2 separate regions of the Homo sapiens genome follow, and region 1 is linked to region 2. The links are chromatin loops, found by intact Hi-C in ENCODE. Cell type or tissue: PC-3. All regions are shown on one strand. Links, peaks and the distances in the headings refer to the core of each region. The heading gives the core; the rest is flanking DNA.

Region 1 (7,572 bases), core at 1,693-6,692, 130 kb before region 2:
TCTGTCTCACAGCTCTGAAAATTCTTTCCTTTGTCTTAACTTTGGATAACCTGATGGCAATGTGCCTAGGTGATGTTTTTTTGTGATAAATTTCCCAGGTGTTCTTTGTACTTCTTGTGTTTGAATGTTTAGGTCTCTAGCGAGGCTGGGGAAGTTTTCCTCAATTATTCCTCTAAATATGTTTTCCAAGCTTTTATAATTCTCTTCTTCCTCAGGAACACCAATTATTGTTCGGTTTGGTCATTTAACATAATCCCAGACTTCTTGGAGGCTTTGCTCATATTTTCTTTTTCTTTTTTCATTGTCTTTGTTGGATTGGGTTAATTTGAGGACCTTGTCTTTCAGCTCTGAATTTCTTGCTTCTACCTGTTCAATTCTATTGCTGAGACTTTCCAGAACATTTCAGGTTTCTAAAAGTGTCTACAAAGTTTCCTGAATTTTTGTTTGTTTTTTCTTTTAGCTATCTATTTCCTTGAATATTTCTCCCTTCACTCCTTGTATCATTTTTTGGATTTCCTTGCATTGGGCTTTGCCTTTCTCTGGTGCCTCCCTGATTAGCTTAATAACTAACCTCCTGAATTCTTTTTCAGATAAATCAGGGATTTCTTGGTTTGGATCCATTGCTGGTGAACTAGTGTGATTTTTTCACGGTGTTAAAGAGCCTTGTTTTGTCATATTACCAGGGCTGATTTTTTGGTTCCTTCTCATTTGGGTAGGCTCTGCAAAGGGAAGGTCTAGGGCTGAAAGCTCTTGTTCAGATTCTTTTGTCCCACAGGGTGTTCCCTTGATGTAATACTCTCCTGCTTTTCCTATGGATGTGGCTTCCTGTGAGCCAAACTGCAGTGATTGTTGTCTGTCTTCTGGGTTTAGCCACCCAGTAAGTCTACCCTGCTCCGGGTTGGTACTGGGGGTTGTCTGCACAGAGTCCTGTGATGTGAATTGTCTATGGGTCTCCCAGCCATGGATACCAGTGCCTGTTCTGGTGGAGGTGGTGAGGGAGTGCAATGGACTCCATGACAGTTCTTAGCCTTGATGGTTTAATGGTCTATTTTTGTGCTGGTTGGCATCCTGCCAGGAGGTGGTGCTTTCCAGAGAGCATCAGCTGTAGTAGCGTGGAGAGGGACCAGCGGTGGGCTGGGCCCTAGAACTCCCAAGATTATATGCCCTTTGTCTTCCACTACCAGGGTGGGTAGGAAAGGACCATCAGGTGTGGCAGAGCTAAGCATGTCTGAGCTCAGATTCTCCTTGGGTGGGTTTTGCTGCAGCTGCTGTCGGGGTTGGGGGTGAGATTCCCAGGTCACTGGAGTTATGCACCTAGGAGGATTGTGGCTGCCTCTGCTGAGTCATGTAGGTGCTGAGGCAGGGAAGTGGGGGAAAGCTGGCAGTCACAGCCTCACGCAGCTCCCATGCAAACCTAAGGGCCGGTCTCACTCCCACCGGGCCTCTGCCAACAGCCCCGAGTCTGTTTCCAGGCAGTGGGTGAGATGGGCTTGAGAACTTGTTCAAGGATACCCACCTCCGAGCTGTGAAAGAAAAGGGCTTGGGTCTTCCCCTACCTGAGGAGTCTGCACACCGGATGTGCACCCTCCCCCGAGCTCTGGCCGGGAGGCTTCTTGCCCAGTTCAAATTGTTACAAGGTTCAGCTAGAGATTTTCTTCTCCCTGTGGAGTTTTACCCCCTGCTCCTCTGGCCACCCTCCCAATGGAACCCTGTGATGCCCAGCAGGAATGGGCTGCTTGGGCACCCAGCGAGCTCCCAGTGCCTTTCTGCTACTTCCTCTACCCCTGTATTTCGCTCAGCTCTCTAAATTGACTCAGCTCCAGGTAAGGTTAGAAACTTCTTCTGTTAGTTAGAATATATCAGTTAGAAACTGAAACAGACTTTCAGTTTCTCCAGTGGGGGTGTGTTCAGGAGAGGAGGGTCTCCCTTTCCCACTGCCGCACTAGGGCACTCATAGTATTTGGGGTGTCTCCCAGGTCCCGCAGGAGCAGTCAGCCTCCTTCAGAGGGTCTGTGAGTCCTCTCGGGATTGCTGGTTTGTTCTTGCAGTTGATCTGGAGCTAAAATTCACAGTGCAAGCCTCCACACACTGCTCTGTCCAGAGCTGCAATCTAGTCCTGCCTCCTGTCTGCCATGATGATCCAGTTTTTTTGTTTGTTTGTTTGTTTTTTAGACAGAGTCTCCCTCTGTCCCCCAGGCTGGAGTGTGCTGTGGCGTGATCTTGGCTCACTGAGGCCTCCACCTCCTGGGTTCATGCGATTCTCCTCTTTATATATTTTTTAAAGAAAGGAGAGGACACAGCAGAGGAAAAAGCACAAAAGCAGGGCTCTGGAGACCTTGATTCTAGTTCTTTTTCTCCCACGGACTCAGTGTGAAACCTTTGCAAGTAACATCATGTCTGTGGCTCAGTTTTGTAATGGACAAAATGAGAACAATGCAACAGCAGAAGCTCTCTATTAACTTCATAGGATTGGAATGAAATAATTGAAGAACAAGGAATATTACCAGGGATAAAAAGGGATTAAAGCAATGAGGTTTTGTTATGCACTTGCCCAGAGACATTGCTGGTTTTCACACTTTATTTAGCAAGAATTAGGGAACTACTAAGTATTCCTGAAAAATCAGAGACGTATTTAAGAGAGATTCATAACTATTAATTGAGAAGATCATGCAGACTAAATCATTATAAATGTCTATTCTTACAAAAGTTGTAAAGACTTTCCACTGGGTAAAAACCCACATTCAACTTATGTGGTGCTTACTAGAGATACATAAAACAAAACGACACAAAAAGGTCAGTGTGGAAACTTATATGACCACATACAAATTAAAAATAAAGCAAGGTTTATGGTATTGATATCAGGTAGAAGTCAAATTTAAGACAAAAAGCACTTAGGATGCAAAGATTTTATACCATAATGAGGAACAGGGCAACTTGGGCACAGAATCCCACTACTGCTTACTATGTTGGCTTCTTTACCATATTTGTTCATCTATAAAATGGGAGTATTACTAGTGCCTGCCTCAGAGGGTGGTTGTGGGGATGAAAAAGACAGTGCCAGAACATAGTGCATGCTCAGCATTTAGCTATTACTGTTGCTGCCTTAAAACTGATGAAAATCAAAAACTGTAGCAAGGAAAATGGATAGAAATGTAATAGTCACAGGAGTTTTTCACTTACTTTCACCAGTTTTTACAAGATCATCTAGCTATAAAAATGTTAAAAAAAAAAGGAATAGAGTGGTTATTTCAATCAGAATTACCTGTACCCTTTTAAAAATAAATGTGATACAAGGATTTATACTAAATCTAATGAGTTTGGTCATAGGGCATGAAGCAAAGGCAGGTTTATTTATTTTTTTAACTTAACTTCAGAAGTTTCTCTACTGTATACTGTTGCTGAAGATCCACTGCTAAAAATGTTATCATATCTTTGATAAGGTGGATTTGGCCAAAACTTACTGAACCTTCCAAGTAGAAATTTTGTATGTTGTTTTCTAGTATCCATGGATATTTTCTAATATCCAAATTTCTACTCAAAGTTTATTTTTCTTCCCTTGACTATTCTTTCTAGAGGTTTCTCTGCCTTTATTGCCTGGATTGAATTTTAAGTTTAATATGTTTTATTTCCAAATTTTAAATTTAATTCCAAGTTTTTAAGAATTATCCTCATTAATTCCTTTCTCCTTTCCTCAGCTTTATTTTCTAACTTCTTTTTGAAGTTATATTTATTTCTATTCTTCCATGCCTAATAATAAGTGAAGAAAAATAAAAGGGAGTGTGTCCACCATATCTAACCACGTAGCTAAATATCCACATATAATATATATGTATATATTATATGTAAGTCTATGTTAATATATTTTAGAGTCTTCTCACATCATTGGATTAACTTTCTGAAAAAAATAAAATGAGATTCCTATTGAAGTAACATAATACTTTAAATATTTAAAAGTAAAATAAAGAACTATAAAATTATTTAAAATTGTGTTACATTTCTATATAATCTTGGGGTGAAGTATTTTTTAATTGATCACAAAAAAAGCTATAAAGGAAATTTCCTTATTTATCAATATAAACATTAAAAACCTTCTGCATATTAAAACTCATCTCAAACATCAAACTGGGAATATATATATACTATATGATCAACAGATGGCTTGTTTCCTTAACATATACAAAGATCTTAGAAGTCAGTAAGGAACAGAGCATGCTCCAGCAGAAAAAGGGGCAGAAATCACAAACAGGTTTCAGGAGGTGGAAAATAAATGACCATTAAACTTAGGAGAAAATGGTCAACTTCCATTGTAAATTGAGGAAAAAATGTAAATTATAGGAATATATTCATATTTTTACCCATTAAATTGGCAAAGATTAACAAAAAAGAATCTAATATTTGATATAAATCTAATAATTTAGATTTAAAATATTTGTATAATTTAAAATATACAAATCTGATATTTGCATAATCTGTTAGTTGAGTAAAATTTACAAGTTCTTACTGTGTAAAGTTTTCAAATTTGTAAATTTTTAGTATATTTTAAAAACCTTAAAAATAAGCATAATCTTAAACAAGTTTCACTTAAAAAAGTTTGCCCATAGAAATAATTAAGGATGTGGTCAACAGTTAGCTGGATGAAATTTTACTGTAAAATTCTCTGTAATAAAATGTTGGTGCTCAAGAAACTGTTAATAAGCTGGTGACTAAACATAGAAATCTGTAAAATAAATGATATAGTCCACTAGTCATATCCTTTAGTCATAAAAATGATGTTGTAGATGAATGTTTATTGAAAAAGAAAACATGTTCTATTGACTTAAAAAGAATGTTACAAAACAATACATATTTTGCTATCAAATTTTTGTAAAAACAACCACCATTGACTATTAGGGATTTGTCATTTTAAATTTTGCTTCTTATTATCTAATTTATCTACAATAAACATATGTCGCATTTGGAATTAGGAAAAAGGAAATCCCAAATAAGATATTTTAAATTTCCAAATCCTCTCATTCTCTGCCAACAATCACCTGACTAACATGGAGGAAGAAGTATACAGGAAGGCTGGCTTTATGAATAGGTAGGAAAAAGAAAACAGAAAAAAAGTTGTAGGGTTTATATAGATATGAATTACTCTTTGAGGAGTGTCAAAGAATAGGCAAAATACTTCAATTTTACCAGGACATTTGAATACCTATTGGGTTAAACCCTTCAGCAACCACCCTATCACCCAAGCCACAATGACGCCTTGCTTCTATTGCAAAAGTTTCCCATCTGGTTCCAACGTGTCTTCCTGCTGTTTTTACTCTACTGCAGACTCTTTTAAAACCAGATAGCAATGCTTCCTGTCTCACTCAGATCAATAGCTATATTCTCATAATAACCTCCAAGGACTTAGGTAATCTGGTTACCCAACAATCTCTCTGACCATATCATCAGCCAACTGTTGCCTAGCTCACTCTGCTCCAGACATACCAGCCTCCTTGCTGTTCTTCAAACACACCAAGTGTCCTCCCCCTTCAGTGCCATCGCTCTTGCTTTCATATGTGCTTCATACACCCTTTCTCCAAATATTTACATGGCTTACCCAATCACTTCTGTTGTCAGTCTGTTCAAATGTCGCCTTCTCAGTGAGATTTTCCACAGCCACTGTTTACAAAATGGTACATCCAACGTTCTTTTCCCCTTGCTTTGCTTTCTTGCTCTCTACATAGCTCTTATGACTAAGGACACATTCACTATATGCTTATTTGTTTATTGCTTATTCTGTGTCTCCTGGACACAAGGATACAAACACTCTGTGGTCACAGATTTATTTTGTTCACTGCTGAATCCCTAGCCTCTTTAATGGTGCTAGGACCATAATAGATGCTCAATAAGTATTTATTGACCAAATGAATGGGGCATGGGTTTGAGATTGGCAATGTTTTAATTACATAAATCAATATTTAGGTTATAATCAGTTTTGACTGTTAGTAATCTATACTTAAGGTAGTGGCAAGGTATCCCTCTGATGGGATAAGGGGGGGTGTGTCAATTTAAAATGAAAGATGAAGGGCAAGAGAATGAAATCAGGCTTTTTGTACATCAGAGGCCCCTTTCTAAAGCATCAGGGTAATATAATTCACTCATGACTTTATGAAAATCTGCTTGTTATTGTGCTTGCTGGGGCACTACCAGGAATTGTGCTTGCTGGAGATACAAAGATGTGTAGTATTTAGTACCAGCCCTTAAGAGATCTATTCAATAGAGGTAATTCTAGGTTTTCCATGTCATTCCCTCATTCCTCTTCTCCTTGCTATCAACAAAATGTGTAACTGTGCTCAAGAAAGGAATGTGATTAACATCAGGCATAAGCACAGTTACATTGACCCACAAAGAGACTAAGGGACTAGAAATCTACAAGACAGATGCCCAGAATGTTCTCGCAGTGCGGACTTTGGCCCCTCTTTCCAGAAGTGTTGCTATGGTATTCTCATTCTAAACTCAAAGTGCGGAAAAGCCACTGCTCTTGAAAGTTACCTGGTTAATAGTTCAAACCATTTTCTTTCTCATCCTCATACTTCACAAAAGTAAGGAGCAAATGAGTTGGGGTTTTGCAGGACAAGATATGAAAGCCAGCTAACCCTGTCCCAATAGGTCACTATTTCCTTACATTCACTCGTTGATGTAGTTCAGCCTTTGTTTCCTCATCATCCCACAGGTCATCAGGAAGGGAGTTGAAATCAGCCTGCCATTGAGCTACAAAATCTTGCTTGTGATCCGGACGCTTTAGAAACTCCTGGAAACTTGTTCTGTAGACATTAATAGAATGAGATAAATTTTATATGTCATGCCTCTAAACTGTAAAATTCTGACTTTGGAAACATTACTTACCTAATCTCATATAAGTAAGCAAGCACAGTATGCTGGTCTTCCCTCAGATGCCTGAGTACTGTTTTGATGGTGTTTATATAGGAATTTTCTATTAGTTCCCAGTAAGGTACTAAAAACAAAGGCATTTCCTGTTAAATGGTAAAGTGTAGAAACTGTTACTTCAAAATGAAAGTTCTTCTGAATAATAGTGTCAAAAGAACAGTCCCAAGCAAAAAGGTCAAGATGCAACTGCAACTACATAAAGCATTCCCTGTGAGACTTCTTGCTCCTCTTCTCTCACACGCCTCCCACTCCAGCAAATTCATATTCCAAATAATCCTCCATGTCTCAGCCCAGATATTATTTATTCCAGAAATTGGGGGCGGGCGGTCGTGGTGGTGGCTCATGCCTGTAATCCCAGCACTTTGGGAGGCCAAGGTGGGCAGATCACCTAAGGTCAGGAGTTCTAGACCAGCCTAGCCAACATCAAGAAAGCCTGTCTCTACTAAAAATACAAAAAATTAGCCAGGTGTGGTGGCATGTGCCAATCCCAGCTACTTGGGAGGCAGAGGCAGGAGAATTGCTTGAACCTGGGAGGCGGAGCTTGCACTGAGCCAGGATCATGCTGTTGCACTCCAGCCTGGGCAACAACAGCAAAATTCCATCTAAAAAAAATAACTGTTTATTCCAGAAATCCTACCCAGATACAACAAGTCT
Region 2 (7,572 bases), core at 1,639-6,638:
GTCAGTTTTACCTTTCAAATAGTTATTTCCAAATTGTATTTTGACAAAAACTCATCCTTGGCATGCTGAATTCAGTTTTAGCAAAAATGTGGCTGGGTTCATTCAGCGAAAATCCCCAACCCTGGATATCTGATCAGATTCTAATCTCCCACCATTCCCAGGACTTATCACTCTGGCCTGCCTTCAGCAAGAAGAATCCTGTCAAGTCAGTCTAGCTAGAATCCCCCTGATCCTGATGTTTCCTCTTAGTAATTTTTTATCCACTGATCACCACCCTGCTCTTTGGCTATAAATCCCCACTTTTCTTTGTATTTGGAGTTGAGCTTGATTTTTCTCCCCTATTGTAAAACCCCACTGCAGTGGTCCCTTGAATAAAGTCTTTCTTACCCTCTTTAACAAGTATCAGAAAATTTTTTGTTTAACAATTTCTAAAGGTTTAGATGGAATAGCAGAAAAAAGTATATATATATATAAAATCTATGCATTATTTTATATGTACAATAATATAGAAGTAATTGTATGTTGTAAATACAAGAAAATTCCTGCAATGGGACCTGGATACACCGAATTATGATTCTTTTCAACCATCAGCACAATAACACTAATGTCCAACTAGACCAATCTCTCTTGAGATTGATCGGAAGTTAATCTCGGTTTCCCGTTGAATAAAAACTTAGTACCATTACTAAGTACTTAGTGCCATTTCATTCTTGGCTTTACTTCTAAACATCCCATCACATGAGTTTCCTTGGTATCTCTAATGTGTACACATTGTCATTTTGGTTTGATGGTTCTGTTTCAAATATGTTCTTTTAGTAAACTCAAGTTTCTTCTCCAGAGAGCTGTCTGCCTTCCTATATCCATTTTACAGAACTAACTAATTGTATTTGGTAACAATATCTCAGGAAGTGGGAAGTCCAAGCAGGATATGATCTTATTCAGAGTGATTATCTTAACAACTTATGGAAAAACATGGATTATTTTGGTTGAGGCAAAACGGCCTAATCAACCCAATACAGCAGGCAAGGCTACAGTTGGAATTCTGAGAGAGCTTTATTGCCAACAAAATTGGAGCCTGATATATTCAATGTGTTTCACTCTAGAGTTATTCAAATTAGGAAGATTATAAGATTCTACAAAGCCCCTATAGCTTGGAGAATATATGTCCTGCAGCTGTGTCTACTGGAAGCACTGAATCCCTGAGCATGCTTCTAAGGGGTGGATACATACCATGCGGTGGCCTCTGAGGCAGTTCTGCTTATTGTCATCCTAGTAGTATGTTTAAATTGATGACCAGAGCTAATTTAATAAGAGGTTCCCAGCTCTACTATTAGTCAGTAGGACCTGGGGGATTGAAGTTCATGATATCTAGGTTGCTGAGAAGATTGCTCTTTGGGAAGGGCATAGACAATAGAGCACCAAACTTCACAGCAGCATTGGTAGAGAATGACTGAGCTCATAAACACTGGTAGATATGTGTGGGCTATAATTATCACATCAAGTGAAATACTTCTGTGCCTATCTATAGGAATTGTTTAGTTGTTGTTTGTTGTTTGTATCAAAAGCTATTTGTGCTATTCATCTTTGGTATCCAGCTTGGAACAACATAGTCTGCCCATATGGTATTTTGGAAAAAGAGTGTCTATACAGCATTTGGATAAATGAAGATGCAGATACTTTACAAAAAGATAAAAGGCAAAGTCATTCATTTTACAAAAAATGCATGATACTCATTTCAGTTCACAAAACATCCAACTTGAAAATGATCTGACATTAAAATATCAATAAAAATGTGCTATCACTGAAATACATGCATTTTACTATGTAAATTCTTATTAACTTGAAATTGCTATTTTATTTATTTATTTATTTTTGAGACGGAATCTTGCTTTGTCACCAGGCTGGAGTGCAATGGTGCGATCTCAGCTCCCTGCAACCTCTGCCTCCAAGGTTCAAGTGATTCTCCTGCCTCAGCCTCCTGAGTAGCTGGGACTACAGGCACGTGCCACCACGCCCAGCTAATTTTTGTATTTTTAGTTGAGATGGGGTTTCACCATGTTGGCCAGGATGGTCTTGATCTCTTGACCTCATGTCTGCCCCCCTTGGCCTCCCAAAGTGTTGGGGTTACAGGCGTGACCCACCACACCCAGCCAAGTTTAAGATTAAACCTACTGTGTGCCCATTAAACTCTCAGCTGTGGACAAGGTTTCTAGCACTGCCCATGTTAATATTTAGAATTATTCAATGATATGTTCGTTCTCCCATAAGGAATCAGCTGGAAGAGATTAAAGAAACTGACAGTTTTCTTTCTCTTCCTGAGATGGCTTTCTTGTGTTTTTTAATAAAATATTTTAGAATATTTGGCCCCTTCACCTGATTGTAACTACCACAGCAATCATAAAACTAAAAGCTTTCTTTTTTAAAGCATCACCTGTCATTTTAATTATAAATCTTTATTTCTTTTTTGTAAATACTCAAGTAGAAATTATAGTTATTTTGAGACCACAAGTTGGATTGGAAATGTATGCTTTATAATAAAATGCAATTCATTAAAAATATACCTAATTCTTTTAAAAATTAATTATTATTATTAATTATTATAACATTTTTTACACCAATGCAACAATCAACACAAGATTTCCATGACCAAATGTTTGGGGGGTTTTCTCCACATACCAAGCAGTGGACAGCAGCTGGGTGTCCTCTAATTCACTTCAATTTTGGTGGTGTCTTCCTGGAGATAGCCTTAGATCTCACAGGTTGAGCGCTCATCCCCACAAGAATGCCTCCCCTTCAGATACCAGTACTGAGTCTAAGCCTCTGGAACTTCAGACTGAGCAGTTTCAAGCTGGGCTTCTCATGGCCTCCCTCTTTGGGCTTGATTAATTTGCTAGAGTGGCTCAGAGAACGTTTACTTAGGTTTACTGGTTTATTATAAAAGGTATTATATTAAAAAGGATACAGATGAAGAGTTGAGTAGGGCAAGGCATATGAGAAGGGGTGCAGAGCTTCCATGCCCTCCACAGGTACGCCACCATCCAGGAAACTCTACATGTTTAGCTTTATGGGAACTCTCCTAACCCTGTCCTCTTGGGCCTTTTATGCCATTGGATAGGCATGATTGGCAACTCTGTAGAAATGTGATTGAACAAAAAGAGTATGATTTAAACTCAGAAGGGCCTGTCCAGATTCTTTTTGGCCTCTCTGTGCAGCATTCCTTCCTCCATGGTATGAGAGTCTTATGACCCATAGTCAGATTAGAGTCCTGCCTTGGGCAGGTGAAAGGAGAGGAGGAGAAGGTAAGAGAGGGAGGGATTCTATTCACTTTAACAAGGGCTGTGGAGTTACAAGCCAGGAACTGTGAATGAAAACCAATATATGTAAATTATAATATCACACTTTCCCCTCTAGTATGTCCTGTGCAATGGTTCCAGTTTATATTCCTAAAGCCCTGCGCTAGTCCTTACCCAGATACTTCCATGAACTCCACTGGAGCAGCGTTTACCTACTGTGGGGCTTAGCCTCGTAAAAGTTAATGTAATTCCTTCAGTGAGTCATGCCGGAATCCTTCACAAATGAAGCAATGTAGAATGAAATTAAGTAAAAAATATCAAAGGGCATTTCAGATAGCAAGGGTAAATGCATATGTGGTTTTTTGGAAACATGTTTGCCTTAGTTATGTTTGTACATATTTGTGTGTGTGTGTGTGTGTGTGTGTGATTAAAGGGTGGATGTGTGTATGTGGTTTGCATGTGGGGAAAAGTATTTTTTTCCTGTGGGTCATCGTCAGTAAAATTTGCAACCCACTGTTGGAGGATAAAGACCCCATTGAAAGTAATCCATGATCTAGCCTCAATTCAACCTTAACTATAAACCACAAACTCATTTACACATCCTGTTCACATTCCTTTCTCAGGTCCCAACTTTCCCATCTGAACACCTGTCTTTCGTCCTCCCTCTGCAAAAAAGACATCTGAATACATGGATGACTTTTCATTTTCACATACCCAGAACCTAGAACAGTGCCTGTCCAAATGCTCACTCAGTAAATGATACAGCATGAATCTGTGCATACCAACAGGACTTTTAACACACACCACTCACTTTAACATCTATGTATTATGTTGCACAATTTCTTGTTTGTGTGTGTGTGTTATTGGTTGATTCCAGTCCTTTGTACTTAGAACAATGAGGATCACAAAAAGACATGTGACCATGGAAACTGACTGCTTTTATTCTTTTTTATTGTTTTTGAGACGGAGTCTTGCTTTGTCACCCAGGCTGGAGTGCAGTGGCATGATCTCTGGTCACTGCAACCTCTGCCTCCTGGGTTCAAGCCATTCTCCTGCCTCAGCCTCCCAAGTAGTTGGGATTACAGGTGCCTGTCAGCATGCCTGGCTAATTTTTGTATTTTTAGTAAACATGGGGTGTCACCATGTTGTCCAGGCTGGTCTCGAACTCCTGACCTCAGATGATTCACCAGCCTTGGCCTCCCAAAGTGCTGGGATTACAGATGTGAGTGACCGTGCCCAACCAGAACCTGCTTTTTTTCATGTTCTACTTTCAGTTATGCCATGATGAAATAAGGTATATTAGACTTCCCATCCTACCATTATTAACTATAAAACAGAAAAAATATGTAAAGCAACTACAAATAGTGCACAAATATGTCAGCTTTCTTCCTGGGGAAGTTTTTTGACTGTGGCTTAAAGAAGTAGACACCAAGCAGAGAGCAAAGATCTTTCTGGGTGGAGGAAGCAAAGATTGGAATGTAAGGCTTCTGGAATTCTGAGGGTAACATAATGGAGAAGAGGAATGTAGAATTTGGGAGGTAAGATAATGCAGAAGAGGAAGTTATGATGAGAAGGAGCTCTAGAAATTAGCTTGGAGTCTCCTTGAGTCTTTAACCAAATACAAAGCTGCCCATGCACAGGAGAATAGGAAGCTTATTGAGATGCTGTATGCCGTATAATGCTAGGAATCACTGGAATTTCAATCAGACTAAGTGAAGAAACTTCATTGAACACTCAGAGTATTTGGGTAAAGACCCAGAAAGAAAAAGGTTTTTTTCTTTCTTTTTATTATAAAGGTACTTTAATCATAGTGTAAAGGCTAACAAATCCTAAAATAAAATTTTTAAAACTCTAGTGAGATAAAGCTGATTATCCAATAAATTAATTTCCTGCCAGAAGAAAAATCAAAATTTAAAAGAAAACAAAAAATTTTAGACTCTTAACAATGTAGCACTCATAATGTCAGACATAAAATCAAGAAGAAAGAACATATGAATCATAACCAGGGGGAAAAATGGTCAAAAGAAATAGACTCAGGGATGACATGGGTGTTAAAATTAGCAGACAAAGACAATAAGCACTATAAAAATATTATAAATATTTTTAAGATGAAAATTAAGATATAGTTGTAATGTATGAACAGCTGTGAAATGTAATAGTGCAATGGAAGCTATTTTTAAAAAGATGGAAGGTCTACATCTGACAAATCTTTCATCTGAAATGTAAAATTCAATGAATGGACCTAACAGCGGATTAGAGATTCAGAAGAAAAGGTAAATGAACTTGTAGAAAGACAACAGTAACTATCTAAACTAAAGCACAAAGAGTAGGCAGTCTAAAAATAATAAATAGAACTTCAGTGACCTGTGGAACAATAACAAATGGTCGAATGTGTAATTAAAGGCCCAGAAGAAGAAAAAGAAGAGATTGAAGCAGAAAAAAATTTAAACACATAATAGCCAAGTATTTTCTAAATATGATGGAAAATATATATTAAAAAACCAAAAACTTGATAAAATCCAAACAGGAAAAGCACACAATAAAACTTCAAATAGGCACACTGTCAAATGTCAAGTTGTTAAATTGCATAAAAATAGACCAGTTGAAAGATTAAGATTGCAGAAAAGTGAAGAGAAAGACTTAAAAGTACACAGAGGAAAAAAGACATTGTGAGAGCAATGAGAAGAATGACAACTGATATGATAAAGAACAATGCAGGCCAGGAGATAGTAGCTTTAAAATATTGAAGAAGAATAAATTAATCCTATAATTTCATACCCAGCAAAAATGATCCCTCAACAATTAAGGCAAAATAAAGACATTTTCAGATAACAAAGGCTGAGGAAATTTGATATATGCATTGTAAAGGTGGTAAACTCTTCAAGCTGAAGGAAAGTGATACCAAATAGAAACTCATATCAACATAAAAGAAAGAACACTACAAATAGGTAGTATATAGGCTAATATGAAAGAAGCATGTTTTACATGGCAGTGGACAAGAGAGAATGAGAGCCAAGCAAAAGGGGTTTCCTTTTATAAAACCACCAGATCTCCTGAGACTTATTCACTACCATGAGAACGGTATGGAGGAAACTGACCCCATGATTCAATAATTTCCCACTGAGTCCCTCCCACAACACATGGGAATTATGGGAGCTACAATTAAAGATGAGATTTGGGTGGAGACATAGCCAAATCATATCAATGATATAGCTAAAGCTGATGAAGAAAATTATGGGAAACTAAGCAAATACTCAAGCCAACAGAATGCAGGAAAGGAAAAAAATAAAATAAGAAAAACAATACACAAGGAAAAAAATGAGACAATTATAAAATAAGTAGCATATTATAGATTAAACCTAACTAGAGCAATGAATCTATTGTATATAAATTAAAAACTCTAATTAAAATGCATAGATTACCAAATTAAACTTTAAGAAAATCAATGCCCAACTACATATTTTTAAAAGAAATGTAGTTTAAATATAAAGACACATATAATTAAAAATAAAATTACAGAAAATATATATAATGTAAACATTATAGCCAAATATTTATAGCATTGTTCATAGTAAAGTATCATTTATAGCAACATCATTCAAAGCTGAAGTAATAATATTTCTGATAAAGTAGACTTTCAAACAGGAATTACTAAAGAGAAGCACTTCATAAAATTATAAAAATAATTGATCAAGAATACATTATAATCCTATTGCCATATACCTTGTAACAGAAGCAAAAACTGGCAGAACTAAAGGGAAATTAAAATTATATAAATTATAATTAATAATAATTTGGTTATATTATTTTATTTCAATAATTTTTAGGGAACAGGTGGTTTTGGTTACATGGGCAAGTTATTTAGTGGTGATTTCTGAGATTTTGGTGGACCTGTCACATGAGCAGTGTACACTGTACCCAATGTGTAGTCTTTTGTCTGTCACCCCCTTCCACCCTTCTCCCTGCGTCCCCAAGGTCCATTATATCATTCTTATGCCTTTGCATCCTCATAGCTTAGCTCCCACTTATAAGTGAGAATGTACGATATTTGGTTTTTCATTCCTGAGTTACTTCACTTAGAATAATAGTCTCCAACTCCATTCAGATTTCTGCAAATGACATTATTTTGTTCTTTTTTATGGCTGAATAGTATCCCATGGTGTATATATACTGCATTTTCTTTATCCACTTGTTGGTTGTTGGGCATTTAGGCTAGTTCCATATTTTTGCAATTGTGAATTGTGCTGCTGAAAACATTCATGTGTAAGTATCTTTTTCG

Evidence for each region. Peaks named below come from ENCODE experiments on the same cell type or tissue, not always from the same donor. Only the 100,000 strongest peaks of a DNase experiment are listed, where the experiment ranks them.
Region 1: it touches region 2 in a loop (5-fold over the local background); 1 of 110 quality-filtered maps calls a loop at or near these places.

What each region holds. Positions count from the first base shown.
Region 1 is chr5:35,739,351-35,746,922 of GRCh38, reverse strand. It overlaps SPEF2 (sperm flagellar 2), which reads right to left. Exons shown (of 37, transcript NM_024867.4): 22 at 6,877-7,004; 23 at 6,656-6,794. Among named protein-coding and RNA genes, the nearest start is that of IL7R, 110 kb to the left of the region's middle. In PC-3, for the core only: no CTCF peak of the experiment used is centred there; no DNase peak of the experiment used is centred there; H3K4me3 peaks cover 748 bases; H3K27ac peaks cover 1,843 bases.
Region 2 is chr5:35,605,250-35,612,821 of GRCh38, reverse strand. No RefSeq gene overlaps it. Among named protein-coding and RNA genes, the nearest start is that of SPEF2, 8.8 kb to the left of the region's middle. In PC-3, for the core only: no CTCF peak of the experiment used is centred there; a DNase peak (open chromatin) is centred at 3,541; H3K4me3 peaks cover 310 bases; H3K27ac peaks cover 1,807 bases.